2 separate regions of the Homo sapiens genome follow, and region 1 is linked to region 2. Evidence: read pairs that join two places in POLR2A ChIA-PET (ENCODE). Cell type or tissue: PC-3. All regions are shown on one strand. Links, peaks and the distances in the headings refer to the core of each region. The heading gives the core; the rest is flanking DNA.

Region 1 (15,577 bases), core at 2,667-10,666, 160 kb after region 2:
CAACATAGATTCTAGAATACACATTAATTTTATATGTCCTTTACCTTCACCAGATATCCACTCCTTGGTGTCAGCTTTACTGTTTACTACGTTGTGGATCTGGAATTACTGCTTTGCGGGAGGGAGTAATAGGGTATTGGTGCAGACACAGACTGGTGCATTTATTTCCCAGTCTAAGCTTCACGTTGAAATCTCCTTAATCTGCTTAATGTACCCTTTTTCTTTTGAATCTTGCCTTCTTTAGTGGGTTTGGATACATTTCTTGGAGCTTCCTGTACCTAGGACATTGTAATAACATCTCCTCCATGTATTCTTTGACGTCACCAGGTCCAACTTATGGACAAGAGATTATGGGTTACTGAGTTTTAATTTCGTGAGCAAAAAGTAAGGAGAAAGAAAAAGGATTTCATATATAAATATTCTCTTAAAACTAGAAGTTGTGCTGTTAACATAAAATGACCTTGCTTCTCACCTAACACAAATACTTCCCTACATCATTTAAACTCCTCTCTACCCCTATCCCAAACCCTATTTTAGAGAATGGCTTATCCTGAACTGGAGTAGAAGAATATGTCGCTGAGAGGATGAGACCTAAAAGAACCATTTCCATACCTGGACTGGATGAGAAGTAAGGACTTTAATGCAGTTCCTAACCAGGAATCTGTTAAAACTTCAATTTCTGCTCTTAATCTCTGCAGTGCTTCCTTCCTCTGGGGACTGAGGAGACCTTTAGGAATAAAAGCAGACACATTTATCATTTGACAACATATATTTGCTGACAGTGAGAAAGCAACTTCTAAATTCAATTTAAAAAGTGTGAGTCACTGAAATATTCTACTGAGTATGTTTATATATATATATATACATATACGTATTTTTTTCCCATGAACACATGTGCTTTATTGAATTCCATTGTAGACAGGTGAATATAAACTGCTGTATATAGGGGTGGGGTCAAAAGGGCAGGACCAACAGCCCCAGGGTGCAGGGTCAGCAGTGGAGTACATGGGCTCTACTACTGGCCTTGGAGATCCTTTATCTTCTGAGAAATTGCTTGGAAGATTATCACTGAGCTAGTGGTGAAAAGCATGATGAGTGCAATGACCACAGGGATGTCGAGGAACAGGGTACAGATGTTCAAGCACTTGGTGGTGGAGGCACAGGCCTGCGCCCCGGTCACATCACCCACCATCTTCCTGTCCCTAGACTTCATGCAGTACACTAATGCTATGAAGCCCAGGAAGCACTAGTTTATGAAGAGCATTTTGAACAGGGTTTGGGCATGGAGGTCTCACTGCAGATGTGGATCACAGAGGACATCAAGGGAGCAGAGCTATGGGGTGCCCCTAGCATGGCAACCTCGTGTTTCTCCTTGAACATCTCCTAATTTGTCGGGAGGCCAGTGTTGGCGTGAGTGAACAAGGATTTGGAAGTGTGGTTCTTGGTGTCAAGATAAGACCAGTTGTCCTTTTTTTTTTTTTTTTTCTGAGATGGAGTCTTGCTCTGTCGCCCAGGCTGTAGTGTAGTGGTGCAATCTCAGCTTACTGCAACCTCCGCCTCCCAGGTTCAAGCAATTCTCTGCTTCAGCCTCCTGAGTAGCTGGGATTATAGGCAGCTGCCACCACACCCAGCTAATTTTTGTATTTTTAGTAGAGATGGGGTTTCATCATATTGGCCAGGCTGGTCTTGAACTCCTGATCTCATGATCCACCCACCTTGGCCTCCCAAACTGCTGGGATTACAGGTGTGAGCCACCGTGCCTGGCATTTTTTTTTTTTTTAATTTCTCTTCTTGGAGAAACCTTAGAGTAGTGCTACCCAGAATGCCATTTTTACTTTCTTTATCACAGTGTTTTGGGGATGTTCAGGCAAAGATAAATTTTTAGAAAAATCTTGTTACGGGGACACAATAACAACAATAAAATCAGCTGACAGAAATAATTTAGATTCTGGTGCAAGCTCCTTCTTTCATCACCAACCAATAGCATATCTTTTGCAGACTGGTTGACCACACTTTGAATTGCACTGCTTAGAACATGACATCAAGAACCAAAGTGCGAAAAATTAGTGTTACAGCTAGAAGAGTCCTTAGCATTTCTAATCTCTCTGTAAAGAAACGAAACCCAATGAAAAAAAGGGCCCTAAGATTACACAGTAAGTTTGCAGCTTTTGGTCTTAAGAAGTCTTTCCACTACTCCACAGAACTTCCATGGTGACTACTTGTCCACTTGCTTCAGAACATGTTGACATGAAATTCCAGGTTGAATGACTAATTCTCCATACTGTACTTCTGAAACAACTCCAACTGATAAGACACTAAAACACTACCCAAGACTAGATATCTAAGCACAAAAGAGAGCTCATATGATGGGAGCCTGCTCTCAGACACTTCAGTTAAAATATTCAAGCAGTAAATCTGGATCTGAATTTTCTACAGTGAAGGTTAAAAAAAAATCCTGTATTCTATTAGTAATACTCCATAAAAGCAGATGGCATTTTTGTGAGGAGGAGAACTGGAGTATAATTTGTTTTCAGATTGATGGTTCCACAATGTAAGCCTAGAATTAGATGACTCTTAACATTTTGGATAAAACAAAACGACAACAAAACCAGTACCTATATATGATATACTCAACTAATACATGATGTGGCGCTTTCATCAATTCATATTGTACAAAACATACAGCTGGCCATTAATTTTAATCTATTCTCCAAAGTAGGCTCAGAGGATTCTCACACAGGGTTACATCGCTTTGTTCAGGAAACCAGGTCCAGGCATTGGGCAGGGAAAAGATAAAGAGACTCAGGCTGTATATGAAAACTAACAAAAGAAAGGCTAATGTTTGTGAGAAAGAAAATGCAAAAAGATGTGGAGTTACCAAAATAAAAAATACTGGCTTTGAATCATGAGAAGAAATAAGCAACAAAAAGGGGAATCTGAAAAAAGTAAATTAGATTCCTGAAGTCTGGAAGCCCATGATTTTTATCTGGTATTAGAGAGCTGTAACTGAAATGAACCAAATTGATCTGTAAAGTCTTGTTCCTACTTTCTGCGCCATATTGTAAGGCAGCATAGTATAGTACAAGGGCTCTTGACCTTGAGTAAAATACCTCTAGGCCAGCAGTCCTCAACCTTTTCAGCACCAGGGACCAGTTTCGTAGAGGACAATTTTTCCATGGACCTGGGTGGGGGGCGAGAGGTTTCGAGATGAAATTGTTCCACCTCAGATCATCAGGCATTAGTTAGATTTTCATAAGGAACATGCAACTAGATCCCTTGCATGTGCAGTTCACAATAGGGTTTGTACTCCTATGAGAATCTAATGCCGCCACTGATCTGACAGGAAGTGGAGCTCAGGCAGTAATACTCACTTGCCGGCCTGCTCACTTCCTGCTATGTGGCTGTGCTGCCTGGTTGCTAACAGGCCGCTGACTGGTATCAGTCTGAGGCCCGGGAATTGGGGACCCCTGCTCTAGGCAGGCTATGTAATCCCTGAATCTTTGAGCAACATTTTGTATGTATTTGTATCTTTGATGGTGATGGTTTACAGTTTTAAATATTTTCTCAAAAGAGTACCTCACTATAAAAGGAGCTGCATGAAAGTGCACTGGACCAAAAAGTTAGGGAATGTGAATTTCAAACATGGTATGGTTACAAATTTGCAATGTGACCATGAATAAGCTGCCCCCACTACCCCTATGATGGACATCACTTTTCTCAACTGTAAAATGAGGAATTCAGATTAGACTTCTGTCTCTTTTAATTCAAACAATCTATGATTAATTAATTCTAAATAATAGAATTTTAGGCTTAGTGGCATCTGGCATTTGAAATATTTCTGGTCAGAAAGAATTTCCAAGATTCTTTAAATCACAACACATTGATACTACCAACCTACAATCCTGGACCTAGATTTCTGTCCACGAAAAGTTACTAGCTAGTTCTACTTAACTTGTCCTGATAGTTATATAAACCAGCCAAAAAAAAAAATGTGGCACCCTATTAACTAGCGTTGACAGCAGTTGTGATACATGTCATCAAACATAATCTACAGAACATGTTTCCTTTAAAAAGGCATTTGTCCAAAGACAACAAGAGAACTTTCCAAAATTATGCTTAGAGAAGCCCGTTAGAAATATAGAGCTTCCTCCCAAAAGGTTTCAACCAAACCTCTATTTTTTTAAATACAGAGTTTAACATATAACTGTGGCATAATTTATAAGCAGTTGTCATGGGGAATCTAAGGAATCCCTGGAAAGAAAAGGAGGAAACCAGGAAGAAACAGAGAATCAGACTGGTTATATGCCACACTTACCACCCACGTTGCTTTTATGCTTATCATAGATTTCTCTCACTTTCCGGTAGCGGAAAGCTAGTTTCCTCATCCAGTCCACACCTCCCTGAACACCCACAGATGAACCATGGCTGCCACTACCTCCTGAGCCACTGAAACCATCTGTTGAGAAACTGTAGTTGCTGCAAGGAGAGAAGATAATAAAAATTAAAATTTATACAGCATAAAGTTTTTGTTTGAGTGCTATTTGGTTGGGTTCTTGGTATCTGATAAATAAGGCCAATGGCTTTAAGGATCTTCTTCCTTAATCTCTGTATGTCAGAGTCTATCTTTCATTAGTTCTCTATCTCACACTTATTACTTCTATCAAAGAAAGGACTGAAATGAGAGAGGGAATGAAAGGTAGAAACAATTCAAGCACCAGCATTCCTTAGAGGTTGACTTGGGATAAGGCATCTTTTTCACTAATGACAGAAAATAACCACACAGTGAAAAAAGCAGAATATAAAATTTTGTGAGTACACTTACACACACAGTGATTGCAACTATGTAAAAAGGAGAAACATGAAAAAATAATGAAAGGAAATAGGCTAAAATGCTAACAATGGTAAGATAATGGCAGATATTTCCTTAAGTGATCTGCTGGCTGGTTTATGTTCATAGGTCACTGTGGTAGCTTCAAAATATATCTACAAATTCTTTGATATTCCTCTCTTCTAATTCTGCTCCCCTTGGGTATGGACTATACTTAAAATATAAATAGAAAGTGATAAAACTGATAGTGTTAGGCTTCAGAGACTAGGCTTCTTCTGCTCTCTCTTGGAGCACTTGCTCTGGAAGAAGCCAGCTGTCACGTGAGAACATTCAAGCAGCCCCATGGAGAGGTATGTGTAATGAGGAACTAAAGCCTTCTGTCATCAGCCACATGTCAGAGATTGGAAGCACATTCTCCAGCTCCAGTTAAGCTTTCAGATGATTAGAGCTCTAGCCAACATCTTGATTTCAACCCCAGAAACTCTAATTGAGAACTACCTCTGGGGCTGAATGCAGTGGCTCATGCCTATAATCCCAGCACTTTGGGAGGCCGAGGCGGGTGGATCTCCTGAGGTCCCGCCTCGGCCAACATGGTGAAACCCTGTCTTTACAAAAAATACAAAAATTAGCTGGGTGTGGTGGCGCATGCCTGTAGTCCCAGCTACTCGGGAGACTGAGGAAGGAGAATCGCTTGAGATTGGAAGGCAGAGGTTGCAATGAGCCAAGATCACGCCACTGCACTTCAGCTTGCGGGGGGAAAAGAACTACCCCTGGCCAGGTGCAGTGGCTGGTGCCTGTAATTCCAACTATTTGGGAGGCTGAAATGGGAGGATTGCTTGAGGCCAGGAGTTTGAGACCAGCCTGGGCAACATAGCAAGATCCCATCTCTAAGAAAAAAATTTTTTAATTAGTCAGGTATGGTGGTGTGTACCTGTTATCCTAGCTACTTACGAGGCTGAAGTGAGAGGACCACTTGAGCCCAGGAGGCTATTGGGAACTATGATTGCACCATTGCACCTTAGCCTGGGCAACAGAGCAGGCCCCGTCTCTTTGGAAAAAAAAAAAAAAGGAACCACTTCTGTACACTTAAAAAATGATAAAGATGGTAAATTCTATATGTATATGTATATTTTACCTTGACAAAATAAAATTTGTAACAGTGAAAAAATAAATTAACAATAGATTTTCTAGATTTAAAATCCTTTAAGTAGGCTGGGTGTGGTGGCTCATGTCTATAATCCCAGCACTTTGGGAGGCCAATGAGGGGGGATCACTTGGGTCCAGGAGTTCGAGACCAGCCTGGGCAACACAGGGAGACCCCCATCTCTAAAAAAAAAAAAAATGGAAATATTAGCTGGGTATGGTGGCATGCGCCTGTGGGCCCAGCTACTCAGAAGGCTGGGGTGGGAGGATCATTTAAGCCTGGGAGGGTGAAGCTACAGCAAGCCATATATGATCACAACACTGCACTCCAGCCTGGGTGCCAGAGCGAGACCCTATCTTAAAAGGAAAAAAAAAAAAAAAAAAAAGACAATGAGTACAAGCTGGGTGTAGTTGCTCACACCTGTAATCCCAGCACTTTGAGGGGCTGAGGTGGGTAGATTGCTTAAGCTCAGGAGTTCGAGACAAGTGTGGGCAACATGGCACTCTTGCCTCTACTAAAAATACAAAAAATTAGCCAGGAGTGGTGGCATGCGCCTATGGTCCTAGCTATTTTGGGGGCTGGGGTGGGAGGATTGCTTGAGGGAGGCCAGGGACAGGGGTTACAATGAGCCGAGATGGTGCCATTGCACTCCAGCCAAAAATAAAAAATAAAAATGAACAAAGAAATTGAGTAAATATTAATAAAATGAATAAATTAAAATAAAATAAAAAATATTAAGTATTTCTTAAAAAGAAAAACTAGCTAGGTCACTTTTAAGTTCCTCACCTACAGAAGCTGTGAGAGGATAAATGTTTCATTATTTGTTTGTTTTTTAAGACGGAGTCTCACTCTGTCACCCAGGTTGGAGTGCAGGGGCGTGATCTCGGCTCACTACAACTTCTGCCTCCCGGTTTCAAGCAATTCTCCTGCCTCAGCCTCCCAAGTAGCTGGGACTACAGGCGCATGCCACCACGCCTGGCTAATTTTTGTATTTTTAGTAGAGACGGGGTTTCGCCATGTTAGCCAGGCTAGTCTCGAACTCCTGACCTCAAGTGATTGGCCCGCACTGGCCTCCTGAAGTGCTGGGATTACAGGCGTAAGCCACTGCATCTGGCCATTTAACTGTTTTAAGGTACTAAACTCTGGAGTAATTTGTTGCATAGCAACAGATAATACAATTATACAAACTAGGAAGGATTAATATTTCATAAGTAAAGATCTAAAAATGACTGAACAACTTGGTTCAATCAAAAGTTAAAATAGATCCCAATATGCTAAGAGTGAGATTCTGTGCTTAAGAAAATATAGCTGCTAAGACATGATAAGTAATTACTGGTTAGCCACACGTATAAGAGGAAAAAAAACAACTGGGGTTCAGAGCAGAATATAAACTCTTCAGACCAGACTTTTCCCTGAAAAGAACAGTAAAGTGTCATAAGAATTGTGCCCTCCATGACCATGTGACACCACAACATGTACAACTGGATGCTGTACCTGAAAGTGAAACCTTCCAATATTCTCAGCTCTACCTGACTAGGTCCTTATTAAGGTGGTATGTCCAGTTCTACTCCGTATTTGAGAACTGGTGGATAGAACACTGAATTTTGGGGTAGTTACTGGGAAGAACATTTTACTTATAAAAAGGGATAAACATTCAAACAAACTAATATGAAAAGATGTGACAGGTTTTTTTCTTATAAGTCTTTAAGCTAGATAAATTTTTGGATCTTTCTTAGCTAAGGCTAGTGGGCCAGAACAAAGAGGAATGAGGAGCCTGAGCAAGCATTTTGCCACTGAGATCTCCTTGGTTTAACTTTCACTATAATAAAATGTGGAAGACTACCTTACAGAGATGGGATCTCCCTGTGTTGTCCAGGCTGGTCTTGAACTCCAAGACTCAAGTGATCCTCCTGCCTCGCGCTTCTAAGATGCTGCAATTACAGGTGTGAGCCACTGTGCCTGGCTTGCTACCCATTCTTTAATGTTCTGCTTTAATGCTACTCCACTGAGAAACCTCTCCAGTGTTGGCACTACCCACTCCCTATCCCAACAGAATTCTTTCTTCTCGTGCTCCACGGCATTTTCTATTGTCACCTTCTCACACTATACATCACGGTTAACTATGTTTGTTTCTATGTCCTCTAACAGGTTGTGAGCTCTTTCAGAGATATATTCTATTTATCTTTGTTTTCCTCCAAACCTAGACAGACAGATCTTGCACATAACAGGTGTACTGGTGTTCAAGAATCATTATGTTTATCACCTCAAGTCTTGGCCATTGTCATCAGAAGCCACATCTTCCACATGTACCTGGTCACACTCCTGTTAAAAGACAAAACATATTACTTCAGTCCAGGGAGTAGAAGTGATATTACCATCATGACATACTATAAAAAGACCATATACAGTGGCAGGATAATGAAATGCCTTATGGAATCTCTTATGTGTGGGTGATCACTCTCACACCCCTTGCTGTCCAATTCCTCTTAAGACCTGATTCACATCCCAGTCTTCATGAGTTCTGTAACTATCCCATCCCTTGTTTCTACTCCTATCTCAATATTTCATTTCTCCAACAGCTCATGGGAATAAGCACAAGCTCCCTTACACTTCAAATGTTCTTATGTCCTACACCAGACTGTAAGTCCTATTACAATGCAGGTCTCTTGGGGCAGGAGCCACATCTCACATCTCCTTTGCATCTCTCTGATCTAGTCCAGTATCCTTACGTAGGTTGTGCCCAATAAATTTTTATAGACAAAACAGACGCTGGTAGTGTGGTATCAAAACCGAGAATGACTGAAATTTCTAACTTCAAAGTCAGGAGTTAGAAGAGGTCATCTAAATCAATCTCCTCATGTTTTAAAAGTGAGGTGAAATGATTTTCTCAAAGTCATACAATTAGTGAGTGGCAGAAAGAGACTAGAAATAACCCAGGTTTTCTGCTTCTTTTTTTCCCCCGCTTCTAATCCAAGGTTCTTTCCACCAAGCCCATGCTACTACTGACATAAAATGCCGCCCACTACCTAACTGATGGATGTACTCCTCTGATACCACTTAGGGTACCTGCATCAGAATCCTCTGGGGAAGTTTTTTAAAAATGCATATTCTTGGGTCCATCCCAGACCTACTTGAATCAGAATTTCTGAGAGTGAAGTCCTAGAATCTCCACTTTTAAGAAGCTCCCCAGGTGATTCTTATGCCCCCTAAAGTTGAGAAGCACTGACCTGGGGGGCAGGAACACATTCAGGTCAAATTCTTCACAGAACTTTCAGTTCCTGAGTGAGGACTATGTCTAGAAAATCATTACAAATACAATTGGCAATAATTATTGGCATGTAGTAGGTTTTCAATAAATGTTTGCTGAATAAAAACTATGATGTCCTAATTTATCAACATATGAAGTTGAGGGAAGATTAAAGCATTATGGAGTTTAGACAAAAGTACTGGAGCTCGGGGCACTATTAATTTATTGAAGAATTGTCTGTTGAGTAGAACAGACGTTTATTTTAAAAGAGATGGGATTACTTTGTGTTGGCTGGGTGCAGTGCTCACGCCGGTAATCCCAGTACTTTGGGAGGCCAAGGTGGGAGGATCACTTGAGCTCAGGAGTTTGAGACCAGCCTGGGCAATACAGTGAAACCCCATCTCTATTACTAAAAAAAAAAAAAAGATTAAAAAAATGATTACTTTGTGTTTATAAAATACTATCTTTTTATTTTTTATTTTAAAGACAGAGTCTCTCTCTGCTGCCCAGGCTGGAGTGCAGTAGTGCAATCTTTGCTCACTGCAACCTTCCCCTTCTGGGTTCAAGCAATTCTCCTGCCTCAGCCTCCTGAGTAGCTGGGATTACAGGTGTGCGCCACCATGCCCGGCTAATTTTTGTATTTTTGGTAGAGACGGGGTTTCACCATGGTGCTCAGGCTGGTCTCGAACTCCTGACCTCAAGTGATCTGCCCGCCTCGGCCTCCCAAAGTTTTGGGATTACAGGCATGAGCCACCACGCCCAGCCTATAAAATCCTATATTACTTTACTTTAAAATTTTCACTATTTTTAAAACTAGGTAAAACATGTACTACACAGCTCAAAATTCAAAGGACATGAAGTGAAAAGTGTGCTCCCTCCCACCTTTGTGTCCTGGCAACTCATCCCTCTCCATAGATGGTAATCAGTGTTGGTAGTTTCCTGTGTAGGATGACTGCATAACTGAGGCCCAGAATGGGAACATAACTTTCCCTATGTGAGATTCACATTCTGGTCTTCTGACTCCCTGTCCTGTGCTCCTTCTGCTACACCATGTTCACCTTAAAGGTGAACTCAAATGTCAAAGCCAAAAAATTTCACCATGAAGCTCTTAGTGTTTCCTGGTTTTTCTGGCACCTAACTATAAAATTATTCTGAATATCAAGGTTAACCTACATATGAACAACAAATATGTATAAAATATGATGGGTTAGAGTAACCATTTATAGATTCGACAAATCAGGAGACTATCCTTTAAGAATGTAAAATGGAAGAAAAGTCAAAACATAATTGAGAGTACAAATAATCAAACTCACTTTATATATATTATTTAATATAGATTATTAAGTTAGAATATTGGTTTATATGTCAGTGTTTTGCCTGATGGGTTGGCCTTTCCCCTAGTGCTAGATCACCTCCAAATAAACTAACAAAAATCAAATTTTTGAGCCAATAAAATTGAATGTCAGAACCAAAACTGTGGTGACCCAACCACAAGTACTATTTCTCTAAGACTATGTATGTATGCCTTAGTGGCCAGCTGGCCTCTCCATATCCACCCTATCTAAACACATATCTTCTAATATAATAAGCAAAAGCTCTAAATAGTTATTGAATGAAGTGTCTCAGTGAAGCACAGAAACAATTTAAAATGCTTACCTCTAAGTCATTGAAAAATAGATGAGTATCAGCCACTTCAAAAATCATTTCTTCCATTGTTAAACCTGAGCCAATCACTACTGTTGGGTCCTAGAAGACAATAAGAAAAAATCAGCTTGACTTGGTAGTCACAGTCCTGGTTCTAATCTTCAAATTTCAAAATTATTTTAGGTCAAGGCCAAAACACACGAGCTCCCAACTGTGCTTCAAACTATCATTGATGCAATTTCATTCACAGTTATGAGAATCCAGGATTGTAAAATAGAGAAGATATGGACAGTTAAAAATTTCAGGACTTTAGTTTCTAGAAATTAGTAGTTTCATAAAGATAAATGAGGACAGAAAATATGATTTTTTTTTTCTTTTTTTTTGAGACGGAGTCTCACTCTGTCGCCCAGGCTGGAGTGCAGTGGTGCAATCTTGGCTCACTGCAAGTTCTGCCTCCCAGGTTCATGCCATTCTCCTGCCTCAGCCTCCCGAGTAGCTGGGACTACAGGCATCCGCCACCACGCCTGGCTAATTTTTTGTATTTTTAGTAGAGACAGGGTTTCACTATGTTAGCCAGGATGGTCTTGATCTCCTAACCTTGTGATCCACCCCCGTCGGCCTCCCAAAGTGCTGGGATTACAGGTGTGAGCCACCGCACCTGGCCAGAAAATATGTTTTTAAAAAGATACAATGCTGACCAGGCAAGGTAGCTAGCTCACACCTGTCATCTCAGCACTTTGGGAGGCTGAGGCGGGAAGATTGCTTAAGGCTAGGAATTCTAGACTAGCTGGGGCAACAAAGCAAGACCCCCGTCTCCACAAAAAATAAAATTTGGCCGGGTACAGTGGCTCACGCCTGTAATCCTAGCACTTTGGGAGTCCAAGGCAGGTGGACTGCTCGAGCCCAGGAGTTTGAGACTAGCCTGGGCAACATGGTGAAACCATGTCTCTACAAAAGTAAACACAGAAATAGCTGGGCATGGTGGTGCACACCTGCAGTCCCAGGTACTTGGAAGGCTGAGGTGGGAGAATCACTTGAACCCAGGAAACAGAGGTTGCAGTAAGCTGAGACTGCACCACTGCACTCCAGCCTGCGTGACAGAGTGAGACTCTGTCTCAAAGTGTGTACGTGTGTTTGTGTATTTATACACATATCTATATCACTGTATATATTTATATAAGATATATACATTATATATACACAGTAATATATAATTTATATAAACTATATCACTATGTAAATATATTCACATATTATATGAATATACTTATTACATTATTTTAATATATATTTTATATAATAATATATATGATACAAGATATATACATTGTATTTTCACGTTCAGGTCTTCTGACTCCCAGTCCTGTGCTCTTCCCATTATATCTTCTTCAGCTCAAAGGTGAACTTAAATGTCAAAGCCAAAAATTTCACCATGAAGCTTAGTGTTTGTTTATAATGTAAAAAACTGTTTTTCATGAAATAATATTATGTGTATATGTAAATATATAAAATTTTTTTTTGCCAGGCGCAGTGGCTCACGCCTGTAATCGCAGCACTTTGGGAGGCCAAGGCAGGTGGATCATGAGGTCAGGGGATCAAGACCATCCTGGCTAACGTGGTGAATCCCCATCTCTACTAAAAATTAGCTGGGCATGGTGACGGGCACCTGTAGTCCCAGCCACTCAGGGGACTGAGGCAGGAGAATAGCGTGAACCTGGGAGGTGGAGCTTGCAGTGAGCAGAGATCGCACCATGGCACCCCAGCCTGGGTGACAGAGCGAGACTCTGTCTCAAAAAAAAAAAAAAAAAAGTCTCGCTCTGTCACCCAGGCTGGAGTGCTGCGGCGCGATCTCGGCTCACTGCAACCTCCACCTCCCAGGTTCAAGTGATCCTCCTGCCTCAGCCTCCCTAGTAGCTGGGATTACAGGCATGTGCCACCATGCCCGGCTAATTTTTGAATTTTTATTTTATTTTATTTATTTTTTTGAGACGGAATTTCGCTCTTGTTGCCCAGGCTGGAGTGCAATGGTGCGATCTCAGCTCACCGCAACCTCCGCCTCCCAGGTTCAAGCGATTCTCCTGCCTCATCCTCTCTAGTAGCTGGAATTATAGGCATGTGCCACCACGCCCAGCTAATTTTGTATTTTTAGTAGAGACGGGGTTTCTCCATGTTGGTCAGGCTGGTCTCGAACTCCTGACCTCAGCTGATCTGCCCTCCTCGGCCTCCCAAAGTGCTGGGATTACAGGTGTGAGCCACCGCACCCGGCAATTTTTGTATTTTTAGTAGAGATGGGGTTTCACCCTGTTGGCCAGGCTGGTCTCGAATTCCTGGCCTCAGGTGATCCACCCGCCTTGGCCTCCCAAAGTGCTGGGATTACAGGCGTGAGCCACCATGCCTGGCCAATATATAAAATTTTTATACACATTTTGGGATTACAGATGAGAGCCACCACGCCTGGTCTTATTTTATAAATATATATATAATTTTTTTAATTTTATATATTTTTATAATCAGTTTAGTTATATAGCTTATGTCAGCATGCCAGACTAGACACTAAAAGCCTGTAGAAAATACTAACAGAGGCTGGGTATAGAAGCTCATGCCTATAATCACAGCACTTTGGGAGACTGAGGCAGGAGAATCACTTGAGCCTCAGATTTCAAGATGAGACTGGGCAACATGGCGAGATCCCATCTCTACAAAAATAAAACAAAATTAGCCGGGTATGGTGGCATGTGCCTGTAGTCCCAGATACCTGGAGGACTGAGGCAGGAGGATTGCTTTAGCTCAAGAGATCGAAGCTGCAGTGAGCTGTGTTTGCGCCACTGTACTCCAGCCTGCATGACAGAGCGAGATATTATCTCAGGAGAAAAAAAAAACACAAACCTCCTGGCCAAGCACAGTGGCTCACACCTGTAATCCCAGCACTTTGGAAGACCGAGGCAGGCGGATCACTTGAGGCTGGAGTTCGAGTCCAGCCTTGCCAACATGGTAAAACCCTGTCTCTACTAAAAGTACAAAAATTAGGGCTGGGCGCAGTGGCTCACGCTTGTAATCCCAGCATTTTGGGAGGCCGAGGTGGGCGGATCACGAGGTCAGGAGATCAAGACCATCCTGGCTAACACGGTGAAACCCTGTCTCTACTAAAAATACAAAAAAAAAAAAAAAAAAAATTAGCTGGGCGTGGTGGCAGGCGCCTGTAGTCCTAGCTACTGGGGAGGCTGAGGCAGGAGAATGGCGTGGACCCAGGAGGCACAGCTTGCAGTGAGCTGAGATCACGCCATTGCACTCCAGCCCAGGTGACACAGCGAGACTCCGTCTCAAACAACAACAACAACAACAACAACAACAACAACAACAACAACAACAAAATTAGCCAGGCATGGTAACGGGCACCTGTAATCCTAGCTACTTGGGATGCTGAGGGAGGAGAATCATTTGAACCCGAGAGGCAGAGGTTGCAGTGAGCAGAGATCATGCTACTGTACTCCAGCCTGGGTGACAAGAGCAAGACTCTCTCTCAAAAAACAAACAAACAAACAAACAAACAAAAAAACCCACACCTACTAACAAAAACATTAGTAACCATATGAAATAACTGGAAGTAACAGGACAGGTAAAGGAGGCAAATATTTTTATTTTTAGAGATGGGGTCTCGCTAAGTTGCCCAAGCTGGATTCGAACTCCTAGGCTCAAGCAATCTTCCCACCTCAGCTTCCTGAGTAGTTGAGACTACAGGTGCATGCCACTGCACCTGGCTGGGGTGCAGATATTTGTATAAAATTTATTCATATAAACTGAAAAACATGAGCTTGGAGGTAATTTAGAATAGAAATACACAGCCTAATAGTCTCAAAACAGCCCATCCTTCTGTTAAAACTGATATGTACACTGAAGATATAACAAGTTTTGCTTGGTGTATTTAGTTTAAAAAGGGATTAATCTATTTTAGAAAGATATTTTATCTATATATTTTACTTATATATATCTGGCATATATTTGGCTAAATAAAATGCTCAATTTGGGCTGTTAAAAGTGTGTTAAGGAATAAGACATCAGCCTCTGGAATTTATTAATATAATCTTGAGACTCTGCTCTATTTTGAGCCTCATTTCTATACTTTAATCTTCACAAAATGCCATTCTCCTACAACTTCAGCTTTCAGCATTGGTTCTAGTAGTTTCTAACTTTACCACTTTACCATCAATTCTGCCTGACCATGTAGCCTGCCTAATACAAGCCATTTGCAAGCCATTTGTTGAAGTTTTACATGGAAAGTGAAAAGCCAGCCAACAGGGGTAGCAGAGAAATAATTTGTTATGTGTCAGAAGAGGGACTGACTATATAGTCAGAAGAGGGACAGTTACAACAAAGAAGACTCAAATTACCTTTCCATATTTCTGGGCATAGGATCCAGTAAGAAGTGAGTGGAAGATGATGATGGTTTCATCCAAGTCCCACAGAAATACCCGCTGAGGAAAGAAAATATAAAAAATGAGTATATTTTCCAATTACAATGGAATGAAACCAGAAATCAATAACAGAAAGAGAACTGGGAAATTCATAAATATGTAGGAATTAAACAATACAATCCTAAACAACCAATGCGTCAAAGAAGAAATCATAAGTGAAATCAGAATATACCTTGAGTTGAATGAAAACAGAAATAAAACATTAAATTTGTGGAATACAGTGAAAGCAGTGCTAAGAGGAA
Region 2 (15,577 bases), core at 4,064-12,063:
AATATACTCTATGGGCTCCCTCTCCCACCTGTCTGCATAGAAAGGCAGAATTAGACATAGCATGCTTTGGAAAAGCAAATAGGAATTGTTGGGAATGATTTAATCTTGTTGTTGTTGTTGTTGTTGTTCACTTGTGGTTCTACATTCCTGGTGAATGATGAATGTTGCTGTCAAAGGGCTGCCCCCTACCTTATAAGGGTTGCTGGGCATTTGAAGGCAGGAAGATTTTTAAAGATAGATTGAGGTTGGTTTAAAATTATTCCTGTAAACCAACAATAAAGCAAAGAAGAGGTTCATTTTTGTAAATAACACTGGTTTCAAATAGTGATGTTAGACTTAACCTAATTTATAAACAAGAGATTAATATCTCCATGCATAGTTTTAGACAAAAAAAGATGTTTCAATAAAATTACTGTCTTGTAATATAAATGTTGTCCACTTCCCTTTTCCACAGGCCTAGAACAGTTAAAGGGAACATAATTTGTTTAGGCTCCCACATAAATGTGAATCTGGCCAACAACTTTGGTTCATCCTTTAGTGAATTAGAGGATTTGGCTACCCTGAGTATATTTATATTCATTTCTTCTGTTCTCCTTCTGTTATTATACTTAATCTTCTAAACTAAACTAATGTGAACAGTAGGGAAGCAAGGGCCCAAATGCATAAGTTTCTTTGCACTGTTGCACTTACTTAATACAAATAAATGTTTTTTAAAGCTTTTGTAGTATGTTTTTATGAGTTAACATCCTAATGTGGTAGGTATTAGGTAATGTGCTGTCATGAGAAAAATTGAGACTTCCAAGAAAACTGGACACCAGGTGAGGGTTGGTTTGGAGACGGAATAGGTGTAGCTGCCTTTCCTTGAAAAACAGTGTGTAGAGATGGCTGAGTGCAATGGCTCACACTTGTAATCCCAACACTTTGGAAGGCTGAGGCGGGAGGATCAGTATATCGGTACGTCTGAGCCCAAGAGTTCAAGATCAGCCTGGGCAGTATAGCAAGACCCCATCTCCATTTTTTTTTTAATGATTTTTTAATTAAAAAAAAGAACAACAGGATAGAGCTGTTGGGGTGGCACAGTGGCCCAAAGAGCAGCTTCAGAGATAATTCCTTGGTTCTATGATCCCTGTTTAACTCCAAATTACAGTCGGACTTGGATACATCATTTGTAACATTGTAGGAAAGAAAAAAGTCTTGGTTGTGAAAAACGATTTGCATTTGGGTAAAATAAAGTGACCATGCTTTTGTTCTGTAATACTGTGTGACCTGTGGTTGTTGTAATGGTGATCATGGAGAGCAAATATGAACTTGGCCTGGATTTTAAATGGCCTAGAATTTGTGGTAGTTGCCAAAGAGGTTCTCCTAGGTGGTCTTAATAAACCTATTCACAGAATTCTCCTTATCTGTGCCTTGATTATCATTGGGAGCATCACAATCTAGGACAGCAGTTTTTAACATGGCTTCACATTAGAAACTAAAAAAATACAGTGCCCACTTTGGCAGCACGTATATAAAATGGGAACAATAGAGAGAAGATTAGCATGGCCCCTGCACCAGGATGACTTGCAAATTCATGAATTCTCTCTCTCTGTCTCTCTCTCTGTGTGTATGTATATATATACTTTTTTTTTTTTTTTTTTTTTTGAGACAGGGTTTCACGCTGTCGCCCAGGCTGGAGTGCCGTGGCACAATCTCAGCTCACTGCAACCTCCACCTCCTGGGTTCAAGCAATTCTCATGCTTCAGCCTCCCAAGTATCTGGGATTACAGGTGCTCACCACAATGCCTGACTCATTTTTTAAAATATATTTTTAGTAGAGATGGGGTTGTACCATGTTAGCCAGGCTGGTCTGGAACTCCTGACCTCAAGTGATCCGCCCACCTCGGCTTCCCAAAGTGCTGCAATTACAGGCCTGAGCCACTGGCGCCTGGCCGAAGTGCTCTATATTTTTAAAAAAATATTCTCTGTGCTCCTCTTCTTGCTAAAAAATAAAAAATAAATACTGATACCTCAGTCCCACAACTCCAAGATTTTAATTTAGTCTGGAGTATATATAGCTTGGGCATAGGGATTTTTAAAGGCCCCAGGTAATTCTTACCTGTAACTGTGGTTGAGAAGCATTGGTTTGGATGTCAGAAACTAGACTGGGGTACAAAAGACCTTAGCTGTGCCGTTAACTTGCTGAGGGTATTTGAAAAAGTCACTTATGGCTGGGCGCGGTGGCTCATGCCTGTAATCCCAGCACTTTGGGAGGCTGAGGCGGGTGGATCACGAGGTCAGAAGTTAAAGACCAGTCTGGCCAACATGGTGAAACCCCATCTCTACTAAAAATACAAAAATTAGCCAGGCATAGTGGCACACACCTGTAATCCCAGCTACTTGGGAGGCTGAGGCAAGAGAATTGCTTGAACCCAGGAGGTGGAGGTTGCAGTAAGCCAAGATCATGCCACTGCACTCTAGGTCTGGGCAACAGAGCAAGACTCTTGTCTCGGGGGAAAAAAGAAAAAGTAACTTAACCTTTAGGCCCCAAGTTTTCTTGGTAGCTCTTTTCCAGCTACGAAATTTTCTGATTATAAGGACCCACGGCAGTTTAGTGTGAACATACAAATTGTATTTTTACCTCTATCTTCCTTTCATTTTCTCATCTCCTTTTCTTTTTTTTTTTTTTTTTTTTTTTTTTTTTGAGATGGAGTCTCGCTCTGTTGCCCAAGCTGGAGTGCAGTGGCGTGACTCGGCTCACTGCAAGCTCCACCTCCTGGGTTCACGCCATTCTCCTGCCTCAGCCTCCCGAGTAGCTGGGACTACAGGCGTCCGCCACCATGCCCAGCTAATTTTTTGTATTTTTAGTAGAGGCAGGGTTTCACCGTGTTTGTTAGGATGGTCTTGATCTCCTGGCCTCGTGATCCACCTGCCTCGGCTTCCCAAAGTGCTGGGATTACAGGCGTGAGCCATCATCCCCTTTTCTACTTCCTTTATGAAATATCCTAGCAGTACTGGGTAGATCTAGCATTCTCTCTTCCAATGAGTTATTAATAAAACTATGGGCTGGGCGCAGTGGCTCACGGCTATAATCCCAGCACTTTGAGAGGCCGAGGCGGGTGGATCACTTGAGGCCAGGAGTTCAAGACCAGCCTGGACAACATGGTGAAACTCTGCCTCTACTAAAATTATAAAAATTAGCCAGGCATGGTGGCGCACGCCTGTAATCTCAGCTACTCAGGAGGCTGAGGCATGAGCTTTGCTTGAACCCAGGAGGTGGGGGGTTGCATTGAGCCAAGATAGCACCACTGCACTCCAGCCTGGGCAACAGAGGCTCTGTCTCAAAAAAAAAAAAAAAAAAAAAAAGAAAAAAGAAAAATAAAAAACTATGATACTGTATAAGGTATAAGGTAAAGTAGAAATGTTACTGTGGCTACTTAATCTGGGAATGTTCCAGAATAAGAACTTGCTAGATGCTAGACAGATACTCCCAGGGGAGTGTGTGTGTGTGTGTGTGTGTGTGTGTGTGTGTGTGTGTGTTTTGCTAAGGGGTAGGGATGGGAGGGTTCACCCACCGCAGTGCAAAATATCAAAATGAAATTACTGTTCAGTCTATGCAAAGTAAAACATTCTGAGCCACCTCTATTAAGTGTTTTTGTTTTTTTTTTTTCTATTCAGAGACTGTCCTCAGTCATGGGAACTCAGCTTTTGCTTTTGGTCACTAATTGCAGACCAGAGCCCACCTCAGATCTCAGTCCATCCTGTTCCCTAAGTCTGGGAATCACCTGCTGCTTCCCCGCTTTTCAAAGCATAGTTAGGGCCGGGCACAGTGACTCATGCCTGTAATCCTAGCACTTTGGGAGACAGAGGCGGGTGGATCACCTGAGGTCAGGAGTTCGAGACCAGCCTGGCCAAGGTGGTGAAACCCTGTCTCTACTAACAATACAAAAACTAGGCCGGATATGGTGGTTCGTGCCTGTAATCCCAGCATAATCCTAGCACTTTGGGAGGCTGAGGCAGGTGGATCATCTGAGGTCAGGAGTTTGAGACCAGCCTGGCCAACATGATGAAACCCTGTCTCTACTAAAAATAGAAAAATTAGCTGGGCATGGTAGCGGGCACCTGGAATCCGAGTTACTCGGGAGGCTGAGGCAGGAGAATCGCTTAAACCCGAGAGGTGGAGGTTGCAGTGAGACAAGTTTGTGTCATTGCACTCCAGCCTGGGCGACAAGAGCGAAACTCCATCTCAGAAAGAAAAAAATGATAAAATAATAAGAATACAAAAATCAGTCAGGTGTGGTGGTGTGTGCCTGTAATCCCAGCTACTCGGGAGGCTGAGGCAGGAGAATCACTTGAACCTGGCGGGTGGAGGTTGCAGTAAGCTGAAATCACACCATTGCACTCCAGCCTGGGAGACAAAAGCAAGACTTTTTCTGGCAGGGCACAGTGGCTCACACCTGTAATCCCAGCACTTTGGGAAGCTGAGGCAGGCGGATCACCTGAAGTCGGGAGTTCGAGACCAGCCTCACCAACATGGTGCAACCCCGTGTATGGTGGCACATGCCTGTAATCCCAGCTACTTGGGAAGGTGAGACAGGAGAATTGCTTGGACCTGGGAGGTGGAGGCTGCAGTGAGCCGAAATCCTGCCACTGCCCTCCAGCCTAGGTGACAGAATAAGATTCGTCTCAAAACATAATAATTTAAAAACTTTTTAAAGTTTTCTGACCTCAATATTCTTCTAATGTCTTTAGATCTTATTCTAAGGAAATCTATCAAAGGCCAACATACTAATCTCTTTATTGAGATACCAAAATCCAAAGGCAGCTAGTACATCAGTCTATTTTAAAAGGTTAAGGACCTAGATTGCTGCCCTCTAGTTTGCTGGTCTATACTGACATCATTGGTGCCCAAACAAAGAGCATTTTGCTTTATGAGGGCCTAGGTAAGCATAAGGTGCCACGTGTGAATATCTACTGTGCTAGAAACAGAACATGGCCAAGGAGTAAAGAATTAGAAAGGTAAGATGTAGCTTTTAGGTTTCCTGGGTCTATAGTCAGCAATAGAAGGATCACACAAGCTGAGAAGTTGAAATACAAAGTTGCCATAAGATACTATCAGGTCACTGCTAACTGCAAATGGCTTCAACACCATGTTATGCCTAAAAGGAGCATAGAACCTCAAAGGCCCACACAATTTCTGTAGGTAAAAGTATCTTCTTCTTTTCTGTTAGACTCAAAAACTTTTGGGACTAATTCCTTCTAAAAAATCATGCCCTGTATTCAGAAGAGAGGGACATAGGATTATTTCTGTTTTCTTGAAACCAAGTTTAGAATTTGAATTTTTCCAATCAGCCTAGTCTTACTTTGGAATCACAAGGCTGAAAAGGAGGATATTAACAGGCCATTTGATAAGTGATCTGATTAGTCGCCATCCTTGCTGGATAAGTTTATTGTGCTTTAAAGGCCAGAGGAAAAGGTGTTTCTCCAGTCTACCTAAGAGTTGATAATCTTAAAATCCAAGTTAATGTTATATTGCAGTTACTTTTTTGATCTTCTCACTCCTTCTAAGTTATATTGCAGTTAAATCTTGAGGGCTGGAGACTTCATCAAGGGCAAAAATCTTTTGAATAGGCTGATTTTCTACAGAACCAGTAGCATGGAAGCAAGAAAAGAACTACTTTCATCATAGATTCCTCAACTTGCTGAGCAGTGCCTCTTTCTGGATGAACAGGAACTTAGCAATTGATTTATTTAAAAAAGGAAAAACTGGTCAGATAATCCTCCCAACGCGTCTACAAAAGTGAAAAAGAGGGGCATCAGTTGCATGCTAATAATAAATATAATTATACCAACATCAAAGTGTAAGAGAGAATAGTGACTCATGAGCATGGCCTTCGGCATCATATAGGTTTAGGTTTTTGATCCCACTCCACTTGTTCTAGGGTGAAGCTGGGTAACTCAATCTCTCTAAGCCTCTCCTCTGGAATTATAATAATACCTAACTCAAGAGTATTGTCAGGATTAAGTGAGATGATCCATATAAAATACATACTTGCCCAGGTAACTGCTGAACAGACAATGCCATTAAAACCAGAGGCCCTCCCGTCCAGGAGGGAGGTGGGGGGGGGGTCAGCCCCCGCCCGGCCAGCCGCCCCATCCAGGAGGTGAGGGGCGCCTCTGCCCGGCCGCCCCTACTGGGAAGTGAGGAGCCCCTCTGCCCGGCCACCACCCCATCTGGGAGGTGTACCCAACAGCTCATTGAGAACGGGCCATGATGACAATGGCGGTTTTGTGGAATAGAAAAGGGGGAAAGGTGGGGAAAAGATTGAGAAATCGGATGGTTGCTGTGTCTGTGTACAAAGAAGTAGACATGGGAGACTTTTCATTTTGTTCTGTACTAAGAAAAATTCTTCTGCCTTGGGATCCTGTTGATCTATGACCTTACCCCCAACCCTGTGCTCTCTCCACTCAGGGTTAAATGGATAAAGGGCAGTGCAAGATGTGCTTTGTTAAACAGATGCTTGAAGGCAGCATGCTCATTAAGAGTCATCACCACTCCCTAATCTCAAGTACCCAGGGACACAAACACTGCGGAAGGCCACAGGGTCCTCTGCCTAGGAAAACCAGAGACCTTTGTTCACTTGTTTATCTGCTGACCTTCCCTCCACTATTGTCCTATGACCCTGCCAAATCCCCCTCTGCGAGAAACACCCAAGAATGATCAATAAAAAAATAAAAAATAAAAAACCAGAGGCCCTGCTAATGGTCTCTTAAAACCAGCTGGTGATCTAGGGCAAGCGAGCAATCCTTATGCTTCCTTGCCCTATAACCAAAAGCAAAAAATCCTTTTTAAAAAAATTAACCATTTGAGCCAAGCACAGTGATGATTTGGACCCCTGCTTTCTGACTGGACCTGCTCCTGGCTCCTGCTTGTCCAGAGTTTTCATAAACAGACTAGGTGACCCCTAATGCAGATTCCCTGACAATCTACAGGCCTAAACGTGAATTAGAAAAAAGTGAGTAGGGTGCCACTTTTTGGAGAAGGGCTGAAGAGAAACAATAATCACTCCAATCTCCGAGTTTTGCCCTTTAGCTTCTCCGCTTTGAGGGCAAAAGGCTGACGGTCTTAACCTAAACTCTGGAGGAGGATGTAGTCCCCAGATTTTTTCTTTCTTTACTTTTTTTTTTTTTTTTTTTGAGACGGAGTCTCGCTCTGTTGCCCAGGCTGGAGTGCAATGGCGCGATCTCGGCTCACTGCAACCTCTGCCTCCCGAGTGCAAGCGATTCTCCTGCCTTAGCCTCCCAAGTAGCTGGGATTACAGGCATGTGCCACTACACTCGACTAATTTTTGTATTTTTAGTAGAGACGGGGTTTCACCATGTTGGTCAGGCTGGTCTCAAACTCCCGACCTCAAGTGATCCGCCCGCCTCAGCCTCCGAAAGTGCTGGGATTACAGACGTGAGCCATCGCGCACGGCTTAGTCCCAAGATTTTAGAGCCAAGAAGCGTTTGCAGGAGGACGTAGGGAAAGACTGACTCCCCTCCCTACAAAGCCCCTTTTCCTTTGACACCTCCTGGCCAAGGAAAACCCTAACCACTGGAGACTTCCAGAGACGGCCAACTCGCACAAACGCTGAAAAAAAAAAAATCCCAAAAGCTCCTCTGTCCCCACTAGAAGCACCGCCCCCCGTACGGGCGTGCGTGAGCGTGCGTACGCACAGGCTGCTGGGATGCCGCTTTTCCCTTCTCGGTCTTCCAGTTTCCCGGCGTGCTTAGGGCGCGCCAAATGGGAGGGGGAGACGCAAGATGGCGGCAGCCGCGAACTCCGGCTCTAGCCTCCCGCTGTTCGACTGCCCAACCTGGTGAGTGGCGGGGCGGCCAGGGCTAGAGTGGCCCGGCCGGAGCTAGCCTGGGCTGGAAGGGCGGCTCTTTTTTTACTTTTCTGCTGCGAGCCGAACGGCTCAGAAACCCCGGAATGGTTGAGGAAAAACTGTTTGCTGCACCGGGCCGGGCGACGTGTTGAAGAACCGAGAGCCTGGAGCCCAGGCCCAGGAACTGAAGAAACCCGGGGTTGGGGGCTCAAAGGCGCTCACTTAGGCAGCCCCTTTGAGCGATTAGCCAGTCGCCGGAGCGCTTCGAGGCCTTGGCCCGAACTTACGCCCAACTCTTGACTGAGTGCCTGGTGCTCTCGTGGAGCATCGCATCTGGCCCCTTCCTGTACGTCCCGAGCGCGCTCGAGCCAGCCCCGGCCCCAACCCTACCTCCAAGCCCCGCATCCCTCTGTGGTTGCTGCATCCCTCGTGCGGCACTTGTCTGTCTGCCACAGAGAATACGAGGGTAGGTTAGCGCCATCCCTGCCCTCAGGGAGCTCCCAGTCTGTGGCACTAGTAGGCATTAGTAATGGTTGGCATGAACCCTTTTTATCCCTTCGAAAGTTCTTGGGAATAATGAAATAATTTAATTTGGTCTTTGAGTAGGGTACAAGTTGAATAAATATGAATTACCTTACAAGGAAACGCTTCTGAATTAAGAGTTTTTTTCTGCTGTAGCTCATCGCAGTGTATTGTTTGTTGCTTGTCTCTGTCTCCCGTTGTATTGCCATCCTCAAGGGCAAAGACTGCATCTTTGTATTCCCAGCTCCTAGGCCTGAGTCAGGCACATAGTAGGAATTCAGAAAGTATGTTTTGGATGTAACATTCCTCCTTTTTCCTGGACAAAATGGCCTTTTGTCCGGTGCATTGTCCTTTCCATAGAGGAGGGGTTGGGGCAGGATTGTGAGATGACTGTGTTGAATCTTCAGTTAGCTAGACAAGGATACGTTTTTTCATGTGCAAATCTAAAGGTTCTAGTGAGGTGGTTCTTTTTTCTAACTTCAAATTAGCAAACCCAAAAAGCAAGCAAATGTGTGGCTATTTTCTGGATCGCTTTGCACTTTTGTAGTAGTTGCTTCAGTCTACAAATTCTGTATCCATTTTGATCCCTCGCTGTATTGATTTCAAATTTGGGCCGAGATAGCAAACATAGTTAGAAAGCACTGTTTTTGAGATCACCTACCCTTTCCTTAGGATCTGGTAGGTACCAGGCACCGTTAGGTGCTTTGACATATGAGTCTCCCTTGAATGGTATGGCTGTAGGATATAGAGGAAACGTCCCCTAATCATGCTGTTGTAGAAAGACCTGTTTCAAGGGTAACATATTCATTTGGTACCTGGTTTCATGGGGCATGATTTTGAATTGCCCTAGTTCCCTAATTATGCACCTCTGATTTGGTTTCAGAGCTCAGGACAGTACTCTTTGCTTACTCTGTGATGAGACTAATCTTGATGAGCCCCAAACAGCAACTAATTTATTCGGTCTTTATATGATATTGGAGTAGGGGTGGATTTCAGATTCAAACTCCAGGTGACTAGACCACCCCAGCTATCGTACTTGCACTCTCTATGCAGTTCTTTCTCTGAGGTGAAGATCCAGTGTTAAAATATAGGTTTCTTGGTGCTGCTCTAAATACAGATCTACTAAAATCTGTTGCAGAGCAATTGAATCACTAGGGAAGTAAGTGTCAAACGTAGAATGGAGCTGTAATAACAGTGAAGTGGATGACATTTCTGCTTGAACATGAACTAATTATAGGCTGGTAGGAGAGCTGCAATGTTGAATGGGACAATGGTTGTAAATAGCATTTATAAACCCATCCTGAAAATGCTTTTTTCTATTTTTATTTTTCAGGGCAGGTAAGCCCCCTCCCGGTTTACATCTGGATGTAGTCAAAGGAGACAAACTAATTGAGGTATGGAAATACATGTCTTACTTTTTTGGCTGCCACACTAAAGATTTTTGCCAGTGACTCACTTTTCCACCCCCTCTCCTGTGCTTTGTTTTCCAGCAATGCTACTTTCTTTCATCCTGATTTTTTTTTTCTGTTAAAAGCACATGGTGACATCACACATTTAAAGCTTATGTCTACCACAGACACTCAATTTTTTGTGACTTCTCTCAAATGAAGGGTTTTAATAGGTCATGGGTCCTGTGGGCCCCAGTCAAACTGGAAGCCCTGTTAGCTTGGTTAATTCCCTCTCCCTGAGTACATGGAGTTGTGTAAACCGTGCAAGGTATGCAGTAACTGAAGAAAGTGAATGATATATATTGAGTTTAACTTCTAAGTTAATTTTAAGACATTCAGGCCCAACTCCTTATAAGAAGTATGGTAAACTAAGACATTTACTCAAAAAGATAATGGAATTGTGGTGAAATTCATTAATTGATTCTTTCAAAACATGTATTGAGTGTTTACTATGTGCCAGTTACTGTGCTTGGCATACAGATTGCAGCAGTAAGCAAAACCAACATAATTTCTGTCCTCAAGTCATCCAGTGGGAGAGACAGAATCACACCAAAAAATTACATAATTATATTTGAATTAAGTACTATAAAAGTTTAGCAGAATTCCAGCTTTTATACAAGCCTCTAGAGAGAACACCACATAGGAGTTCAAGAGAACATGAGTTTTTATTAGCTATTAGTTTGCGTAAATTTTTTATAATCCTTACGGTATTATTTATTTACCAAGAGATGGATATTAAGCCCACTATGACCATGTAGCTGTGAGTCTCCCATATTAGACCAATTTTATATTTGCTTGCTCAGCTAGAATTTAGGTTCAAGGCCCCATTATTGAATGCAGTTTTTTCATTGTGGTTTTTTGGTATTTAATAAAAATGTTGCAGTTCCACGGTTGCTAGATTGAAAAGCTATCTGAGATCTTTTGAAGGTTACTCTGTAAATATATTGTTGTCACTTTTGAGATGTTGTAGAGATAACCAGGTATTTTGCAAAGTATTAAGGCATGCACGAGTTTTAATGATTTCTCCTGTTATGAATACATCATGGACTCAGCCAGTCACAGAGAGCCCCTTTGTCATGGGTTCTTCTCTCTTAAAGATTTAAAACCTCAAGATTATTCAAAGAAATAATTTAGCTAAAATATCTGTAAAACCTTTTTTGCTATAGATTGTTCCACAGTTACAAAATATTTGTTGCTGAATAGCACAAAGCTTGAAGACATATAGGGATCTGTTTTATTACTAGAATTTAGCAAATCTTTAGTTTGCAACAGGAAGAAACAGACAGGGTTGCCTAGTCTTAATGATAACATCACATTCCTTTGTGGAATAATTGGTATTACATTTTCAAAACACTCTAACTTGCCAGACACTCCTCTGATCATTGGTGTCTATTAGCTGATAACGTTCTCTTTCGATGTTGTTAAGTGTGCTGAGTTGCCACAAAGTTGTCAAGTTACAATCCTTAGACATCACTGTATTCTTGAGAGGCGTAGACCTGAGATGTGCTTATTTTTAGATTTAAACTTGATCAGCACTTGATACTAACCGAGCTGTCTATATCCTAGCCTTGTGTCAAAGGCTTGTGATGTGTTGTGATAGCTGGGTTTAAGAAGTGCAATATTAAAACAAAAGCCATGAGTCTTTTAAGCCCAGTGTGTAAAGATACACTCTGAGTTATAACTCAGAGGCACAACTGGATAGCAGTACTGGCCATAGCTAGTCAAGAAGCTACGGCTTTAGTGACTGTTGAAAGCCAGTGCATTATTTCATTCACTTGGACAGAAGCAGCACATTGTTCAACATCTAACACATTTCCTTGGTTCTAAGACATACTGTTTTCTGTTAAAATTCCATACATTTTGGCCAGGTGCGGTGGCGGCTCACACCTGGCCTCCCAGCACTTTGGGAGGCCGAGGCGGGCAGATCACCTGAGGTCAGGAGTTCAAGACCAGGCTGGCCAGCATGGCAAAACCCCGTCTCTACTAAAAGTAAAAAAATTAGCCAGGTGCAGTGGCACACCCCTATAATCCCAGCTACTTGGGAGGCTGAGGCAGGAGAATCGCTTGAACCCAGGAGGCAGAGTTTGCAGTGAGTGGAGATTGCACCACTGCACTGCAGCCTAGGCAACAAAGCAAGACTCCATCTCAAAAAAAAAATTCATTCATTTTAACATTTCTGTAATTGGGGTGCCTTTAATACTGAATGTGTACATTTAATTTGGAGGCACTCTTTTTTTTTCCTCTCAAAGAAATCCCTAAATCTCTAGTATGTCTTTTGGCACCCTAGATTCATAGAAATTTAGTCATTGTTATTTTAGAACCCAAGAGCTGGTGGTCTTTCATGTTCCTTCAGCACAATCTGTGAGCACTGTGGTTAGCAAATTTAAGTTTGTGACAGCATAATCCATGTGCATATAAATATGAATGAGAAGTGCAATGAGATTCAGCCCAAATAACTATTACCTAGAGAGAACAAGTTGTTGAAATTTCTGGGCTCTCTCTTAATCCTGAAATAATGTCTTATTTTTAACTCAAGTCTTAAAAACCTTGGGTCAAAGCAGACATGAAGGTGACTGACTGAGCTGTCAGGCTGTTGTTGAATCTTGGTTCTCCATAGTAGTGTGGGCCCAGAACAAGCTCTTCCAGCAGCAGATGGGCACTGCCAGATAGGGTTTCCCAGAGGTGACCCACATATCCAAGCTAGCCTGAATTAATTGAACCTTAAGGCTGAGCTTGAAAGAAACTGGCTAAGTGATTGTTTAAGGAAAAGAGTGTGACCCACAGTACTTATTCTCTCCTTAAAATATTCCTTGCCATATGGTGCATTTTTTGATGTAAGTAGAATGAAGAAAATATATAATGTGGTTAAAACAGCTTAGACTCTGAAGCCAGACAAATCTGAATTTCTAACCCGGCCCACAAGTATCTAACTGTGTGAACTTGAGTATGTTAATTTCTTTATGCCTCAATTTTGTCATTTATAAAAATAGGAAGAGAATAGTATTACCCACCTCATAGGGTGGTTGTGAGGATGAAATGATATAATGTAAAACTCATAGCATAGTGTGTGGCATAGAAGCGCCTAGCAGTTGTTACTGTAATCAGTGCTGAAATTGTGCTTGCATGAGGTGTATCTTTTGGTTTTGTAAGGGGATAATAGCAGCCCATTGTGAGTTAAAGGACTTAGCCAGGAATGAAATATAAGCTTCTTGATTCCCAGCCGGGTACTAACTTGACTATACTCTACTCAGCTTTATGCTATATTTTCTCAGGGATTTTAGGACTATAGTGTGAAATGTGAACTAGCGTTTAATGAGACCTCATGTTTAAAGGAAAAACACAACATACCCAAATGAGAGTTATTCCTCAAGTGCTCCCACTGGATTACTAGACCACTAGCACTGGAAGAAGCTTTAGCAATAATTCATCTAGAGTCCTTCATCTATAACAGTCCAGTTTATAACCGATCTGTGGCAAAGGCTTTACTGATCCAGGATTAAAAGAAATATAAGGACAGGTATAGCAAGTTTTTTATTTTTATTTTTTTGTTTGTTTTTGTTTTCGAGATAGAGTCTTGCTCTGTCGCCCAGGCTGGAGTGCAGTGGCCGATCTCGGCTCACTGCAAGCTCTGCCTCCCGGGCTCATGCCATTCTCCTGCCTCAGCCTCCCGAGTAGCTGGGACTACAGGCACCTGCCACCACGCCCGGCTAATTTTTTTTTTGTATTTTTAGTAGAGACGGGGTTTCACTGTGTTAGCCAGGATGGTTTTGATCTCCTGACCTTGTGATCCGCCTGCCTCGGCCTCCCAAAGTGCTGGGATTACAGGTTTGAGCCACCGCACCCGGCCAGCAAGTTTTTTATAAAGCTAAATTTAGCTCAGGTCTAGCACGGTGGCTAACACCGGTAATCCCAGCACTTTGGGAGGTTGAGGCTGGCCATTCACCTGAGGTGAGGAGTTCGAGACCAGCCTGGGCAACATGGTGAAACTTGTTTGTTTTGAGACTGTCTCAAAAACAAACAAAAATACTTTGGGACTATGGCAGCATGATTAGAATAGAAATAGGTGTTTACACTTCATTCCTTTCCCAAATATACATTTGAATGTTTATTTTCTGAGAAGCAATCTTATTACAATTTTTTTCGGTTTCACTAGGCTAAAAGCAATCTTGTTACCTTATAGACATGCATTGTGCTTCTTGTTTCCTAATTGATCTAAAATTAAGATCCAACAGAACCTTTTTTCAGAAGACAGCCACTCTTCATACAATTGTTGATCTCAGGCCAGGCACGGTGGCTCACCCCTGTAATCCCAGCACTTTGGGAGTCTGAGGCGGGTGGATCATGAGGTCAGGAGATCAAGACCATCCTGGCTAACACGGTGAAACCCTGTCTCTTCTAAAAATACAAAAAATTAGCTGGGCGTGGTGGCACACGCCTGTAGTCCCAGCTACTCGGGAGGCTGAGGCAGGAGAATGGTGTGAACCCGGGAGGCAGAGCTTGTAGTGAGCCGAGATCACGCCACTGCACTCCAGCCTGGGTGACAGAGACTCGTCTCAAAAAAAAAAAAGAGTTGTTACTGTCTTGAGGGCAGGCCACTTATATCTAATAGAATTAAGAAAAGTTGGGCCGGGCGCAGCGGTTGGCTCATGCTTGTAATCCCAGCACTTTGGGAGGCTGAGGAGGGCAGATCACGAGGTCAGGAGAACGAAACCATCCTGGCTAACACGGTGAAACCCCTACTAAAAATACAAAAAATTAGCTGGGCGTGGTGGCGGGCGCCTGTAATCCCAGCTATTTGGGAGGCTGAGACAGGAGAATCTCTTGAACCCGGGAGGCGGAGGTTGCAGTGAGCCGAGATCGCACCACTGCACTCCAGACTGGGCGACAGAGCGAGACTTAGTCTCAAAAAAAAAAAAAAGAAGTTGGCCAGCCATGGTGGCTCACACCTGTAATCCCAGCACTTTAGGAGGCTGAGGTGGGCAGATCATGAGGTCAGGAGTTCAAGACCAACCTGGCCAGTATGATGAAACCCTGTCTTTACTAAAAAATACAAAAAGTAGGCCAGGCTCGGTGGCTCACGCCTGTAATCCCAGCACTTTGGGAGGCCGAGATGGGCGGATCATAAGGTCGGGAGTTCGAGACCAGCCTGGCCAACATGGTAAAACCCCGTCTCTACTAAAGATACAAAAAATTAGCCGGGCATGGTGGCGCGTGCCTGTAATCCCAGCTACTTGGGAGGCTGAGGCAGGAGAATTGCTTGAACGCAGGAGTTGGAGGTTGCAGTGAGCCAAGATTGCACCATTGCACTCCAACCTGGGTGACAGGGTGGGACTCCATCTCAAAAAAAAAAAAAAAAAAAATTAGCTGAACGTGGTGGTGCACGCCTGTAGTCCCAGCTCCTTGGGAGGCTGAGGCAGGAGAATTGTTTGAACCCAGGAGGCAGAGGTTACAGTGAGCCAAGATCATGCAACTGTACTCCAGCCTGGGCAACAGAGTGAGACTCCATCTCAGAAACAAAAAAGAGAAAGAAAAGTTATTTTCATACCAACACTAGACAAACACTACATTGAGGAGATGAATTACCATCCATTCTCCAAAAAATGTTATTTTAGTAAATTATTCTGAGTACTTTATGTTGAAGAATAATGGGAGATATTTTTTTCTCCTTGGAAAGGATTTATTTTTCTTTTTTTGATGCAAGGAGATGGAGTTTTTACTCAATCTAATGGAAAGGAATTTTATCTACTCAAGATTCTC

Evidence for each region. Peaks named below come from ENCODE experiments on the same cell type or tissue, not always from the same donor. Only the 100,000 strongest peaks of a DNase experiment are listed, where the experiment ranks them.
Region 1: POLR2A ChIA-PET joins it to region 2 with 12 read pairs; 9 of 35 experiments call an interaction of 5 or more read pairs at or near these places.

The regions. Positions count from the first base shown.
Region 1 is chr1:27,989,085-28,004,661 of GRCh38, forward strand. It overlaps EYA3 (EYA transcriptional coactivator and phosphatase 3), which reads right to left. Exons shown (of 18, transcript NM_001990.4): 11 at 15,252-15,335; 12 at 10,876-10,965; 13 at 8,236-8,294; 14 at 4,316-4,476; 15 at 613-727. Among named protein-coding and RNA genes, the nearest start is that of XKR8, 37 kb to the left of the region's middle. In PC-3, for the core only: no CTCF peak of the experiment used is centred there; no DNase peak of the experiment used is centred there.
Region 2 is chr1:27,823,051-27,838,627 of GRCh38, forward strand. It overlaps PPP1R8 (protein phosphatase 1 regulatory subunit 8), which reads left to right and starts at 7,732. Exons shown (of 7, transcript NM_014110.5): 1 at 7,732-7,841; 2 at 9,706-9,766. The coding sequence starts at 7,786. LOC124903885 (a long non-coding RNA gene) reads right to left here and starts at 8,733. Exons shown (of 2, transcript XR_007065562.1): 1 at 7,699-8,733; 2 at 4,761-5,771. It overlaps STX12 (syntaxin 12), which reads left to right. Exons shown (of 9, transcript NM_177424.3): 9 at 1-1,393. It also overlaps the pseudogene RNU6-1245P and SCARNA1. RefSeq lists enhancers at 7,211-7,996, 7,870-8,039, 7,997-8,781 and a silencer at 7,660-7,739. In PC-3, for the core only: no CTCF peak of the experiment used is centred there; a DNase peak (open chromatin) is centred at 7,691; H3K4me3 peaks cover 3,358 bases; H3K27ac peaks cover 749 bases.